Regions from separate parts of the Homo sapiens genome. Here region 1 is linked to region 2. Evidence: chromatin loops called from intact Hi-C (ENCODE). Cell type or tissue: CD4-positive, alpha-beta T cell. All regions are shown on one strand.

Region 1 (8,000 bases), 750 kb after region 2:
GAGACCACCTCTGACACTTCTGTAAACAATCAGTCACCTGCTCAGAGAAAAAGGAGAAACAATTGTATAAGACAAAAACATTGCTGTAAGAATATATGAAATATTTCAGATTTAAACTGTTTTTAGAGCTCAAGCCAGGGCACAGTGCTTGGGTTTCACACTCATTATCTTATGTAATCTTCTTAGATGTCTGTAAGCAGGTACAACTATTCCATTTTACAGATGAGGAAACTGCCCAGAGAGGTTTTGCAATTTACAATGGCTACGTCAGTGGAGAGCTGGAATGAGAATCAATTCTGCTTGGCCAAGGCCCATGCTGGGTTGCTCAGCGCCCCCAAGGGGCCTGAAGACTACCATTGTGACTGTCACTCTTTCTAGAAGTGTGGATTGATGAACTGCTGCCAACAGGACAGAAAGGGAGAAAGAATGGAGATCGCATAACTGTGTCGCCTCATGAAACAGATTTACACAGACAAGCTTAGGGAAGCCAGGTCTCCACTCTCTCTTCTATTAAAAGGCAAACACTCGGGAGAGATAACAGGCTTTGCTTGACAGTATACTGAAAACCAGATTCAGGGAGAAGAACAGCTGGAGGGATCTGGCAAGAGAAGTGGAAGCAGGATCAGGGAGACCAGAGACCCCTGAGGTCCATATCTCTGCCTTGTGGGGTTCATTTCCAGGATAAACACTGGCCTTCTGACCCTTTTCATTAAAATTTCCCTTTTACAAAAAAAAGCTCAAGCACAGCAATGTTAATCTTTGCATATTGTGATTGATGCTAGAAATTGGGCCTAATGAAATAATTCAATCAAAGGAAAAAGGCTGTATGCCTAAGAAGATGTTCACTATATCATCACCTATAACATCAAGAAGCCAAAAAGAGACAACGTGGCCAACCACAGACTATTTGTTGGGAAAGTAAATAACGCAGCAATGTGGTAGAATGTTATATATCCATTAAAGCGTACACAGGTAATGATGTCATTTTCCATAAACCTGTGGTGAGAACATGATGTCTGCTGTAGTGTGATTCTATATACCAGGGGTCAACAAACACAACCCATGGGCCAAATCTTCACTTGCTTTGACAAACAGTTTTATTGGAACAAACTATAACCATTCATTTCTGCATTTTCTACGGCTGCCTTTGTGGTCAAATGGCAGAGCTGAATGGTTGCAGTAGACACAATACGGTCTGCAAAGCCAAAAACACTTGTTATCTGGTCTTTTATTTAATTAAATAAAATTTTTTTAAGATAAGGTCTTGCTCTGTTGCCCAGACTGGAGTGCAGTGGTATGATCATAGCTCACTAGAGCCTCAAACTCCTAGGCTTAAGTGATCCTCCTGCCTCAGCCTCCCCAGTAGCTGGGAACATAGGTGTGTGTTACCACACCTGGCTAATTTTAAAATAGTTTTGGTAGAGACAAGGTCTTGCTATGTTGCTCAGGCTGGTCTCAAACTCCTGGACTGAAGTGATTCTCCCACTTCAGCCTCCAAAAGCACTGGGATTACGGATGTAAGCCACCTGTCTGACCTTTTACAAAAAATGTTTGCTGGCCGGGTGCAAAGGCTCTTGCCTGTAATCCCAGCACTTTGGGAGGCCAAGGCAGGCAGATCACCTGAGGTCAGGAGTTCAAGACCAGCCTGGCCAACATGGTGAAACCTCATCTCTACTAAAAATACAAAAATTAGCCAGGCGTGATGGTGAGCACCTGTAATCCCAGTTACTCAGGAGGCTGAGGCAGGAGAATCACTTGAACTCGGGAGGCAGAGGTTGAAGTTAGCCGAGATCATGCTACTGCACTCCAGCCTGGGTGACAGAGTAAGACTCTGTCTCAAAAAAAAAAAAAAAAAAAAAAAAAAAGGTTTGCTGACCCCTGCCCTATATTATCCATATATCTTATATTCTTTTGTATCTGTTCAATATTAAATTTTAAAATTATTTTAATTTTTTAAAAAGTTTCAGTGAACATTGCTGATTTTTGACACGTAGTCAATGCTTTCTAAAAATGCAATCAATTTATAATGCCATCAGCAAGGAGTTGGGGTATCATTTTTACCCTGTATACACTAAATATGTATCTACTATTTTGTTGCTGATTTAGAAGGTCTAAAATAAGGTCATTTCTTTCTTTGATTAGTAACAACTTAAATAATTCTTTAAGACTCATAGAAAATTATCTCAGCAAGCTCTTTCAAAGCATAAATCTTTTGTTTGTTTGTTTGTTTTGTTTTTTTGAGACGGACTTTCACTCTTGTTGCCCAGACTGGAGTGCAATGGCACAATCTCGGCTCACTGCAACCTCCGCCTCCAAGGTTCAAGCGATTCTCCTGCCTCAGCCTCCCAAGTAGCTGGGATTACAGGCATGTGCCACCATGCCCAGCTAATTTTGTATTTTTAGTAGAGACAGGGTTTTTCCATGTTGGTCAGGCTGGTCTCAAACTCCCAACCTCAGGTGATCCGCCCACCTCAACCTCCCAAAGTGCTGGAATTACAGGCACAAGCCACCCGGCCTCAAAGCATGAATCTTGTTTCATGTGTTCTTGATTGATGAGCTATGAATTGGGTATCTTTAGGTTAGGGACCTCACCACCGGAGCACAGCTCAATCCACTAGTTTTAGCCACAGTCTGCATCCCCCACCTTCTACCTACTCTCTGAAGCCAGCTGTGCTCTCTGAAAGGGTTCAAAATACACTGTTCGAGGTTTTTCTATATCTGTAACACTGGAGTTTAGACTAAATCCTCTGAGAAATCCACATAGGGTTACAAACAGGCACACTGTCATTATCTGTAACTGCCACCCATAATCTCAAGTTCAAGCATCCCTCTCTCTGCTATTGCCCCATATGTCCCATTCACCCCATCCAGTCCCTAGTCTTACCAGCACCTTTGACCCATTGACCTTTTACTGTCCACCACCCCCTTGTGGTCTCACTTCCCTCCACTCCCAGTATAGAGTCCCTGGCCCAACCCTATACTTAACTCCCTTTGATCTATGCCAAGCAACTCTGCCACTCTCTCCCTCCATCCAGGCACTAACCAAGAAAACCTTAACTCTGTTTAATCCAGCCCCTCACATTCTGTATATCTCAATCTGGCAGCTCAACTTTCTTGGAGAAACAGAGACAACATGCAGACTCTTAGTTTAAATTCACAACCTCAAAACCTTAAGTGGCCCCCTGGTGGTGTGTGACAATCCTCCTACCTGCTTCCTCTCTCTACTTGTTCCCTGTCTTCTCCTCCCTTCTCAAACCTCTAATAACCCTTTGCTCTTTATCACTCTCAGCTGGTCACTTTCCTGCTTTTCTCACTGGGTAAATTGAAGCAGTCCAGAGAGAAGGTTCACTTGATAATCATAATAGCAAACACAGCACTCACTCTGTGCCAGGCACTGCTCTGAATCCTTCACACGTCAGTATGCATACATACAGAGCGGCCCTATGAGGAAGGTACAATTATCAACCTCCTTTTAAAGATGAGAAAACAGAGGCACTCAGATGCAAGGTAATATATAGATAGGAACTCAGTGGGGATGCCAGCCCAGGCAGTCTGGCTCAGAGCCATGTGGTTAACCATGAGGGTCTCCTGCCATCTTCTGGTGTCTGCACCCCTCTCTCTGCCTGCCCCCCTGCTGCAATGGATGCATTATGCTATCTCTGGCCAACTCCCCTTCCATGCACTGGATCCCATGCCCTCTCACCTCCTCAAATTCCTGCACTCATCTGCTTCCTCTCTCCTGCAGCATTTTTTCTTCTGTCTCCTAATCCCATCAGCATTCAAGCATCTTAAGAAACCAAATCTCCCTTAATTTCAGATACTCCTACAGTTTCCACCCAATTTTCTGTTCCCTTTTATATCAAAGTTCCTTTAAAGAGCTATCTTTACTCCCCGTCTTTATACCACATTTTTTCCCATTCTCCCTTGAATGCACTCCCATCAGACTTTGGCAAAGCCAAATACAATGGTCCATTTGCAGGCCCCAGCTTTCTTGACCCATCAGCAGCAATTCAACACAGTTGATCAATTCTTTCTTCTTGATACTCTCTCTTCACGTGGCTTCCACAACATCACACTCCTCTGACTTCTATCTTACTTCACTGGCTGAACCTTCTTCATCTCCTTTGCTAGATTCTTCCCATCTCCCTGACCCCTCCATGTTGGAATATCCCAGAACCCTGTAATTGGATATTTTTCCCCATGTCTCTACTCACTCTCTAGAGAAACTCATCCAGCCTCACGGCTTTGACCACCATCTATACATTGTTTCCTCTCAAACTTGTACCTGAGCCTCACTCATGAACTCCAGATTTGTATATATCCAAATGCCTACATGTCCTCTTGAATGCCTAGTGGATGGATATCTCAGACCTAATCAGATCCAAGACTGGATTTGTGATAGCCCCAACATCTCCAACGTGTTCTTCCCTAGTCTCCTCCTCCTCCATAAAATGGAGTGGTAATCTGTTACACTGATGACTTCCAATGAACCACACCTCCTGGAATTTACACTCTTGCATAATCCTCCTTCAATCTGGCCTGAATCTGTGACTTACTTTAATCAATAAAATAGAAGTGATCTTGTGCCAGTTTGGGGCCTAAGTCTTAGGAAGGCTTACCGGCTTCCACTTTTGCCCCCTTAGAAGCCTTGAGCTGCCATTTAAGAAGTCGGGCGACCCAGTTGGAGAAACCATGTGGGAAGAACACACGGAGAGGGAAAGGTCCTAAGACTTCATGAAGAAAGAAGAGCCCAGCTGTTCCAGCCAAGTCCAACTCACCAGTGAACAACAGGCAAGACCAGCAGAAGAGCTGCCCCGCTAAGCCCATTCCAGATTGCATAACCATGAATAAAAAAAATTGGGGGGGGGTTAGTTACCAGCAATAGACAATTGAAACAAATGGCAACTAATAATAAATGGCAATTAATAATAAAACAATAAAACAAATGGCAATTAGTAATTATTATTCTAGCTGTTCAGGCCAGAAATAAAAGAATAAAACAAAATTTAAAAACACAATAAAACAAAAAATAAAAAACAATAAAACGAATAGCAATTAATAATAATAATTATTCTAGCTGTTCAGGCCAAAACTTTACAGTCATCTTTTATTCCTCTCTCTCATACTGCACATCATATGCAAATCCTGTTGGCAGTATCTTCGATGCACATCCAGAATCAGCCACTAGCACTGTGCCACCAGCACCTCACCTAGGTTATTACAGTAGCTTCCTCCTCTTTTTTTTTTTGAGATGGAGTCTTGCACTGTCACCCAGGCTGGAGTGCAATGGAGTGATCTCAGCTCACTGCAACCTCCGCCTCCCGAGTTCAAGCGATTCTCCTGCCTCAGCCTCCCAAGTAGCTGGGATTACAGGCACCCACCACCACGCCCAGCTAATTTTTTGTATTTTTAGTAGAGACAGGGTTTCACTATGTTGGCCAGGCTGGTCTCGAACTCCTAACCTTGTAATCCACCCACCTCGGCCTCCCAAAGTACTGGGATTACAGGCGTGAGCCACGGTGCCTGGCCAGCTTCCTTCTCTCTTCTACCCTGACCCCTGCTGTTCACACCCTAGTCACCCCACCTCAGTCTATTTTTCACAGCAGAGTCAAAATTACCCTTTAAAAATACAACTAAGCAGGTATGGTGGCTCACGTCTGTAATACCAGCACTTTGGGAGGCCAAGGCAGGTGGATCACTTGAGGTCAGGAGTTTGAGACCAGCCTGGGCAACATGGTGAAACCCCATCTCTACTTAAAATACAAAAAATTAGCTGGGCATGGTGACACGCACCTGTGATCGCAGCTATTTGGGAGGCTGAGGCAGGAGAATCACTTGAACCCAGGAGGTGGAGGTTGCAGTAAGCCAAGATGGCACCATTGTACTCCAGCCTGGGTGATAGAGCGAGACTCCATCTCAAAAATATAAAATAAAAATAAAACAAAAATACAAGTAAGGCCACATATTCCCTTGCTCAAAACCCTCCAATGGCCACCATATCACTCAAAACAACATCCTGAGCCCTCACAATATCCTAAACGGCCCTATAACCTGCTGTCTCACCAACTTACTCTCCTGCCAATCCCACTCAATTCACTCTGATCCAACCACATTGGCCTCATGCCCAAATGCCAAACAAGGTCCATCTTGGGCCTTTTTCACCCCCATCCCCTCCGGCCAGAACACTCTTCCGTAGATGCTCACATGGCTGGCTCCCTCATTTAAATCTGGTCTCCACTAGAATGTTACCTAGTAGAATCCTACCCTGACCAGTTTACCTAAGAGGGACCCCCGTCCCACCACTAGCTACCCTCCCTGATATGCTCTATTTCTCTTCATTATACTTCATCTCCATCTCCTTTTCTTTTCCCTCCCTCCTTCCCTCTCTCTCACTTGTTTCTTGTCTGTTTCCTTCCATCATCACTCAGGCCCCATCAGGGCATGGATTCTCAATGTTCTGCTGCAATCCCAGTGTCTAAAACAGTATCTGGCATGTGCAGTGCTCAACAAATACATGTTACATGAGTGAACACGTTACAAATTGTTGCTTTTCATATCCCTGAAAACTAGGTAAAAATGGTCCTACACCTGCAAGCTCAATATTGCATTTTGTGGGCCCTTCTCCTTGGAGCTTGGAACTTGGCACAACAGTCATGTCAGGATCTCCTGAATACCACATGATGTTACTCATTTGCTCAAACTTTCCAAGGCTTCCCATAGCCCTCAGGATCAAGTTTGTCCCCTTCACATGGCCCATAGGCTCTGCAGGACCTGATCCTAACGTCCACTCCAGGTTCAATGGAGCCACTCACCAGCATGCACAACACGCCAGACCTTCGGTGACCCTCCACCTCACTGTGGTTCCTCCATCCTCTCTTCTTTTCTAGGCTACCCACAATTTGTGGAAATACAGTGGGTTATTCCAGTGGAGGTAGTCACCAGTAACTTGGGGTTATGGTGCCACCCTGAGGAAAGAGGGCAGACAAGGGTGCTTCTAGAGGCAGGACCAGCTACATGCTGTGTGGGGCACAGTGGAAAGTGAAAACACAAGTCCCCTTGTTGGAAAATTATTAAGAATTTCAAGACAGTGATAGCAGGGCATTAAACCAAGCATGGAGCCCTTCTGAGCATGGGGTGCTGAGCAACCTCACAGGTCAAACATCCACGAACCTGGCCCTGTCTGGTAACCACAGTGAACCATCGCAAGATACAGCACTATGTGCCCAGTTGGGCTGGTAATGACTCACAAATGTGTCAACACTGGCACATCCTCAGGGACACGGAAGTGTACTTGTTTTTGGAGAGGGACTAGACCTTCATCCTTGAGGTGAAGAAGATTTTCTCTCCAGGGTGCCTGCTCATCAGATACTCCATTCTGGCTAAGTTCTTCCATTGCTTATTTAGTACAGGCTTAATTTAATGACATGGACAACTGCCAAGAAGAGAAAAGGGGACAGTACGGAGAGAGGAAATTTCATCAACCTTTTTATAATACAGGGCAACAGAAGCCAAGAAATCTCATGGGATAGTAACAGTTCTACCTCTTTCCCTCACAAGTATTTCAGCTTGTCAAGTCTTCCTTTGGTTTTTGAATGACAGAGTCTTCCAAGTAAAGTAAGTTAATAAACTATAGACAGGAAACGTTATTCTTTCAGGTACTCAACTGAGTATTGGGAGAAATGCAATGTCTGCTCTTTCAAGAAGAGGCTGTGGCTCTGGAAATGCAAAACAATCATATTCTAATAAAACAATAATAAATATGAAATGCACAGTTGTGATATTTCTTTATTTTAGAGCAAGACAGGAATAACGTGAAGTCGCTCAGACACTCAGCTTGCCATAATATAGTCCCCTCAATATTTTCTTGCTTCTCCATATCTGACCTTGGCAATTTCAATTTCTCTTACAATCTCTTTCCTCCATCATTCATGATTCTGAGTTTTATAAACATTAAAAAAAAATCCACAATGAGAATATATCCTACATCGTTACCCAGTACA
Region 2 (8,000 bases):
CCAGTCTTATTCCCACTATGCCCCCACAACAGCATTTAGTTTATATCCAGGCAGGCAGTGAGCAGGGCTGAAATATTACCCTAGGCTACAAGCTTCCCCCTGATAAAGCAAGCAGGGCTCTCGGATCTTACCCCTCCCTGCCTCCTCTCACTTTTGGCTGCAGCTTCTGTGCTTGTATCTGTACTTCCCATTCACCCCCGGGATGATGTTTAGGAAAATTTGTGTTCAGTCAATATTATTACACAGCTCAGCTAGGAGCTTCCTTCACACTGTGGTCCCTCCCCAGTTCCACTGGCTGCCTTCCCTTCCCCAAGGACCTCTGTAAAAAAAAAGGCCAGGAATACCTTCCCTGGGTTCACGCTGGGGACTGGGAGTGCCTACAGGGCTCTTCCCACAGCTTCCTCTACTTTTATATTTTGCTTAACTCCATAAATCCATTTCAATTCTAGGTAAGGTTAAATCTTTCTCCTATGATCTGGATTTTCAGGTTCCCCAGTGAGGATGTATGTTTGGAGGCAGACATTTTCCCCTTCTCACACTTTGAGAGCTCAGTTTTTCAGCTGTGTCGCAGCATCTACAGCAGCAAGCCACTTCTTTCAAAGCATCTGTGAATTATTTCGGTTTTCGTAGTATGTTCCTACAGTGGTTCTTGTAGCAAAAGTTCACAATGTGAGTCTCCACATGCTGTTCTGTCCATCCAAGTGGGAGCTGCATGTTAGTCCTGTCTCCTATCTGCCATTTTCCTCATTCTGCCTCTATCTCTCCACCACTTTCTTACCATTCCGCTTGACTCCATAATCCATTTCTTCTAAAATGTTAAACTTTTTGATCCTTTGTCTTTTTACTGTACTATACTTGAAAATTTTCTATAGCCAATGAATCCAACCAGTCTACTTTTACACCTGAGCTCTGCTGGAGTAAATGTTTCCAAATATAGACCTTAGTGCCACTAAAACCTTTTTTTTCTTTTTTCTTTTCTGAGACAGGGACTTGCCCTGTTGTTCAGGCTAGAGTGCAGTGGTGTAATCATGGCTTGTTGCTGCCTCAACCTCCTGGGCTCAAATGATCCTCTCATCTCAGCCTCCAAAGTAGCTAGGACTACAGGCATGTCCCACCAACTCCTGGCTTTTTTTTTTTTTTTTTTTTTTTTGACAGATGTGGTATCTCTGTGTTACCCAGGTTAGTCTAGAACTTCTGGGCTCAAGCAATTCTCTTGCCTCAGCCTCCCAAAATGCTGGGATTATAGATGTGAGCCACCATGCACCCTAAAAAATACTTTTTAAATTTTTATTTATTTTTTATTTTTTTATTTTTGAGTCTCACTCTGTCACCCAGGCTGGTGTACAATGGCATGATTTCAGCTCACTGCAACCTCCACCTCCTGGGTTCAAGCAATTCTTGTGCCTCGGACTCCCAACTAGCTGGGATTACAGGCATGTGCCACCACACCACATATTTTTAGCAGAGATAGGGTTTCACCACGTTGGCCAGTCTGGTCTCGAACCCTTGGCCTCAAGTAATCCACCTACCTCAGCCTCCCAAAGTGCCAGGATTACAGACGTGACCCACTGTGCCTGTCCCAAAATACTTTTAATATTCAGTGTCAGCTTGTCTGTGTTGCCTTTCAACCCGTTTACTCATGACTGATTAAGCAGACTGTCATGCTGCACGTCATTACATGAATTAAAGTTGTACTATGTAGCTGTACTATTGGTCAGCATCTTTTCTCATTCCTCACGTTGGTTACCCCAAATTTTTATAACTACCCTCAAGTTACCTTCAAAAATATCCAATTTCCTCACCCATTAAAAAAATCAATTCCACCATGTGTTATTGATTTGAAATCATGACATAAGGTAGACCTCAATCTCTTATTATTTACGTTTGTATATTGTAAATATACAAATATACAATATACATTTGTATATTGTAAATAACCTATTATTTACCACATTTGTATGAATTTCCCTATATTGGATTGAATTTAAAAGTCTTGCATGGTGGTGCATGCCTGTAGTCCCAGCTACCTGGGAGGCTGAGGTGGGAGAATCACTTAAGTCCAGAAGTTACAGGCTGCAGTAAGCTATTATCACACTACAGCACTCCAGCCTGGGCAACAGAGGAAGAACCTATCTCTTAAAAAAAGTCCTTATCAAGCCCCTCAGCTCCCAAGGTAGATCATTTTACACTATGGCTAGTTAGGAAGAAATGGAGAATAAAAATAAAATAGTGGAGAGAATAACCACCATTCTGCTCAGATCCCTTCACATCTCTTCTTAGCACTTATTTATTGATTATTTCGTATGTGCACATTTCCATCCCTACTCTGACATTGACGTGCTTTCGTCTCCAACAGTTTTGTTTCTGAGGACTCCTTTTCTACCCACTGGAGTCCACTCGGCCTGATTAGAGAGCTGGAAATGCTAAAAAAAAAAAAAAAAAAAAAAAAAAAAACTTTTTAAAAAAGCCTCCCGAAGTGGCTACAGGAGTATAAAAGCCCCAGATTCCTTGCCTCAGGAAGCAACAACTCTGAGGTGTGGCTTGTAACCCCCAGCTCCCTGAGGGATCAGGCTACAGCTCCCCTCTGTGGAACTTTGCCTTAGATTACCCACTTCTGCTTGGCTTCCTCCCCTCCCTGTCCTGCTTCTTTACTCCATTATTGGTCTTCACTGAGAACATTTTCTTAATAAATCACTTGCACACTTCTGGGGAATCAATTTTAAGACAATTAGGTAATAAATATTTGTGTGACTGAAGAGACTGATCTAAACCAAACAAGTTTTTGAAGGTGTGTTGTCGCATTAAAATAGCTTTTGAGGTTTTTTATATTACTTTTTTAAAAATTTGAATGTTGGGCCTTGAAAGTAATTTTTTGTTACAGTTCATGAAGTCTAAAAATTCAATTGCAATCATTTTCTGAAATGCAGTTTTTCTAACATCCATAAACCAGAGATAAAATTGTATAAATAATAAAATATTGTCCAAGCAACTTGTAGTTGTGCTCGGTACTAGTATTTTTAATTTTATCATTTCAAAAGAATTATTCAGGTTATAGAAATTGTATAAGCAGTTTCTGAGGTATTTGGAGATGTGGGAAGATATACATATTATCTTCTATAAAACCATCCTTTGCCAAGAAGAAAAAAAAAATGGTGCTGAATTCTCTCTTTCCCCTTCCATCCTACCATGTGACTGTGCCAGTCATGGATATACCTCTCAGCTCCAAATTCACCCCTTTGCATGCTCTGTGATAAGGGAGGGGGCGCCTCATAGATATTTTTCCTTTGACAGCCAACACAATAAACTTTTCAGTAGAGGACACTGGAGGGACACAGGAAAAGGAAGGGGATTTCTCCTCCTGGTTCTGGTGTGCTCCTCTTGTGGTCCTAGTTGAGTTCCTGCAGAGTGGCTGACGTTTTGTGACTATGGCCCCACAGCTAACAGCAAGAGTCACCTGTTCACGCTGGAGTTTAGTGCACTCCCAAGGGCAGCTAATGAGTTCCACAGGCACCTGGCTCATTTCCTGGGCATTTTCTGATGACTCAAAAGTATCCCACCACACACACAGGCAGCTTCCAGGAAATTTTCTAGAAAATCTACCTGTTGGCTTTCCAGGAAGTTAATGACTTCCACATTTTGCCCTCCTCAGCAGCTTCCTGGTGAATGTCTTTGGCATCCTAGCAGATGGTTCTCTGCCTACCAGCCTCAGCCTCATCCCACTGTGTTTGGACAGCGACAACACAGTGCATTCTCTACCATTGAGTGGACTTAAACCACACCCTGGCATCCAGTTGTGGAAAGAACATCCCCCCCTCAAGTTTGTTTCTTCCCTGGGTACCCATTCTCAGCCCTAGGGTGTCTTTATGAGTTCTTTTTTCCCTCCTCTTAGACAATTCCCTGTTACTCCATTCCTGTGTTAATAATTTTTTATACTGGTCTTTCCTTGTTCTGTCTCCTGATGGGGGCTCTAACTAATATAATGACTAAGCAATGCAGAATGATGAAATCTTAAAAAATTGCTAGTCCTCTCAATGTGTGAGTTCTTTAAAGAAAGTTTTTTTTTTAAAAGAAAGATATTTAGGCCATGCCTTTTAAGTCTTTTTTTTTTTTTTAAAGTTGTTCTTCCACTCTTTAAATGGCTTTCAATTTGAGACAAAACAGTTGCCAACTCTAAGAGTGACAGCTCTGACTTTTTGTATGGTTAATATGAAAAAACCAGAGCTGTCACTTTTGGAGTAACTGCCTAGTGCTTGGCACTTTACAAACAACACATTTAATTCCCAGAAAGCTCTGCAAGGCCCACACCATCATCCCTGTTGTAGAGGTAAGGAAACTGAGGCTCAAAGATATGAAATGATTTGCCTGATATTACATTACTGTTATGTGCTGGCAGGTAGATCAAAAAAGTCTCTTCACTGTCTTTCATTGTATCTCATGTAGACACAAAATGAAATCTTTCAGATCTTTAGTAATTTGATTAATCAGTTCCTTCCTTTATTCCCCAATATTAATTGGATACTTCCTATGTTTCATGATAGGTTAAAAAAGCCTCAAGGGGTTTTCATGTTAAAAGCACTTTTTTCTTAACTACTTGCCCTTGACCATGCATTGCACTTTGCCCCTTGTTAAAGGCTTTAAATTCCCAAGCAAGCCTGTGCAGAAAGTGACATTTTTCCCCAAAGTTGCTATGGGCCACTTCCTGCTTGCATGCTTTGCAGCATTTTGTATTGATTTGCCCAGTTTTTCTGTCCCCCTTTAGGTCTCCGTGCCTTGGGACTCAGTCTTGGCCTGTCCCCTTGGATGCTGCTCCATTTGGGGGCTGCTTGTTCCTCTTCTGACCTTTAGCTCTTCCCCTTCACCATCTTAGTTTCTTCAACCGTTCTCTAGATCTGCTTCTGGTGTTCCATGTTTCATGACCCATCACCACCACTGTTAAGACTGCCTCCCTAGCCACACAGGGGTGTGGGAATGGGCAGGAGCTTTTTCTAAGTGGGGAATGTCTGTTTCCCCAAGACACAGATTTGGGGGCAGCTCTGATCTACATTGAGGTGTAAGCAAGACAGTATCTTTATGGAAGAAGCTCTTCTGGCCTCCTGCTTTTGCCTCCAGCAAGCCATGATGTTATGTCTTCCCAGAATACTCTTCTCTTCTCCCTTGCCCATGTCTTCTCTTCCTCATAAGGCCTATCCTTCACCCCAGCTATCTGTCCAAATTCTATTCATCTTTCATGTTCAACTGTAACATTAACTTAAGGAGATGGACCTCCACTGAGCCCTTGCTGCAGTGCTGAACTGTATTGGCTGATTCTTTGTATCTTAGGAATTGGGAGCATCTGGAGTACATGGACTGTGTTGTGTTAGTCTGTATACAGCAAAGCTTAGCATTGTGTGGCATGGAAGTCCCTTAATAAAGATTTGGGGAGAGAAAATGGGAGGGAGAAAGAGGAAAGAAGGCAGAAAGAAGAAATAATTAGTGAAAGGGAGGCAATGTATTCTTTCTCTCTTTCGGCATTTTATAACATTTTACCAGCTGAAGTAAATTAAATTTATCATCTGACATTTAGGATATCTCCAAGAACACGGTTTTAGGTGGCTTTTGGCTGAGACTCTGTTCTAGCCAGTGACTTCACTCAGAGACAGAAGGAATAACTACCACCACAGTAGAAATAACATCAAACAACAATGAACACTTAGTGAGCCCCTGTTAGGTACCAGACCCCATACTAAGCATCTTCTATGCATTATCTCATTAATCACCACAATCGCCCAATGAGTGGATACTGTTCCTCTTTTCAGATAAAGAAACTAGCATAGAGATATGAAGAAACTTGCCAAGGTCACACTGCTTGTCAATAGCAATATTAGGGTATTAAATCAGGCTGTTACCCACCAAAGCCAAACTTATAACCATTACACTATGGTGCTTCTCTAAGGAAGTGATGTATGTTTTCATGCCCAGAAAGGCCCACAAGATAGCAGAGTGGATCCTAAAGAGACACCTAAAGCTTTGGTCAATAAAAGGCATTTAATGCAAATTAAAACTACAGTGAGACATCATCTTACACCAGTCAGAATGGCTATTATTAAAAAGTCAAAAAATAACAGATGTTGGCAAGGATGTGGAGACAAGTGAATGCTTATACACTGTTGGTGGGAATATAAATTAGTACAACCCCTCTGGAAAAGAGTGTGGAGATTTCTACAATTGAACTAAATATAGAGCTTCCATTCAATCCAGCAATCCCATAATGGTATTTTCCCAAAATAAATAATTATATTAAAAAGAGACTTGTAATTGTAGGTTTATTGCAGCACTATCCACAACAGCAAAGATTTGAAATAAAACTAAGTGATCATCAATGGTTGGATGGATAAAGAAAATGTGTAAATGTACAATGGAATACTATTCGGCCATAAAAAATGAAATCACATCTTTTGCAGCAATGTGGATGTAGCTGGAGGGCATTATCTTAAGTGAAACAACTCAGCCAAATACCACATATCCTCACTAATAAGTAGAAGCTAAATAATCACACATGGACGTGGAGTGTGGAATAATAGACACTGGAGACTCAGAAGGGTGGGAGAGGTGGAAGTGGGGTGAGGGCTGAGAAATTACTTAATAGGTATAATGTAAATTATATGAGTGATGGTTACACTGAAAAGCCTAGACTTCACCACTTTGCAATATACCCAGGCAACAAAACTGCACTTATACCCTTAAATTTATACAAATAAAAAGATGTTTAAAAACCCTCAAAACCCAAATGCATTAACATGTGATGACATTTCCTTATAGAAGCAAAATGAAAGTCACTCTCATAATGAAATCTGACTGCTTATTTGAGTTGGTGGGGGGAGGTGGAAAAGTGGTGAGCAAGAAAAGCAGAAGCAGCTGATGGAGTAGTTTGCACAATTTCCCACTAAATTGAAACAACAAATAATAAAATGGTTATTGCACTCAATTGGGAGGCATCAAATAGATTATTGTAAGGTAAATATTATAATAGTGAGGCTCTCAGGCAGAATCAATTCCCCAACAACCGGGAGAGGTTTTGTCTTAGGTCACAAATGCATGTCCTCCACAAAACAAGGCCCTCATATGCTAAGTGAGGGAGAAAGCATTAGGTGGAGAAGCACTTTCAAAGAGAGGGCAATTGAATTTTGAACAGCAATGAAACAAGCTTCACAAGAGTTGGTTTCAAAATTAAATGGTTTGTATGATGATCACTTTGACTTCCAGTGCATCAAAACATAAAATATTATTTTACATGCATTTCCACAGCCCATTTCTCTGTAATACCTCACTGCTTTGACAAGCATGTTACGTTAGAAGGAAATAACACACAAAGGGATGTGGGCTGCCTGGGGACCAATCATATGGGAGTCTTTGTGACTTGCTTAAGATTATTCAAAGATCAATGCAAAGAAACGTGTCTTGCCTCTCTCCCCTAAATCTTGTCTGGAATCTCTTGGAGAGAATTTGCAGCTTTGAGTCCTCAGCTTGGGAAACTCTTCACCTTGGTTCTGCACATATTAAATTTCAGAATGTTCTACTCTCAAATTATTTATTCTCAGTGATGGTCACTTGTTGGCTGACAGGTCATTTATTTAGATGTAAGTAGAAGGCAGTAGGACACCATAAAAAGCATCTACTTCCAACTCCCTGTCCTCAGATAAGACTACTACACATGAAGTATTTATGGTACATTGTTTGCAAAAATGACCACAATCCTTTATCCTTCCCTATATGTGTACTCTTTGTACTGTGGCTTGCAGCTTCTCCCATCAAGAGACAAAGTTTTTCATCTGCCTTTGAATCTTAGGTCTTGCTTCAACCAATAGAATGTGGTGGAATTGACACTATGCTGGTTCTGAGCATGGGTCACAAGAAGACATGCACCCTTCCATTCATTTCCTTTGTCCCTGCTTTTGCCATATATATATGTATATATATACACATATGTATACATATAGATATATACACATATGTATACATAT

Evidence for each region. A loop is a pair of places that touch in the nucleus more often than their neighbours do. Peaks named below come from ENCODE experiments on the same cell type or tissue, not always from the same donor. Only the 100,000 strongest peaks of a DNase experiment are listed, where the experiment ranks them.
Region 1: it touches region 2 in a loop (1.9-fold over the local background); 2 of 110 quality-filtered maps call a loop at or near these places.

Annotation. Positions count from the first base shown.
Region 1 is chr3:31,692,533-31,700,532 of GRCh38, forward strand. The region is part of intron 7 of OSBPL10 (oxysterol binding protein like 10); the gene reads right to left. LOC124909360 (a long non-coding RNA gene) reads right to left here. Exons shown (of 2, transcript XR_007095858.1): 1 at 7,542-8,000; 2 at 5,081-7,432. Among named protein-coding and RNA genes, the nearest start is that of OSBPL10-AS1, 7.7 kb to the right of the region's middle. In CD4-positive, alpha-beta T cell, a CTCF peak has its summit at 3,192 (motif pointing left); a DNase peak (open chromatin) is centred at 3,179.
Region 2 is chr3:30,941,766-30,949,765 of GRCh38, forward strand. No RefSeq gene overlaps it. Among named protein-coding and RNA genes, the nearest start is that of GADL1, 51 kb to the left of the region's middle. In CD4-positive, alpha-beta T cell, no CTCF peak of the experiment used is centred here; no DNase peak of the experiment used is centred here.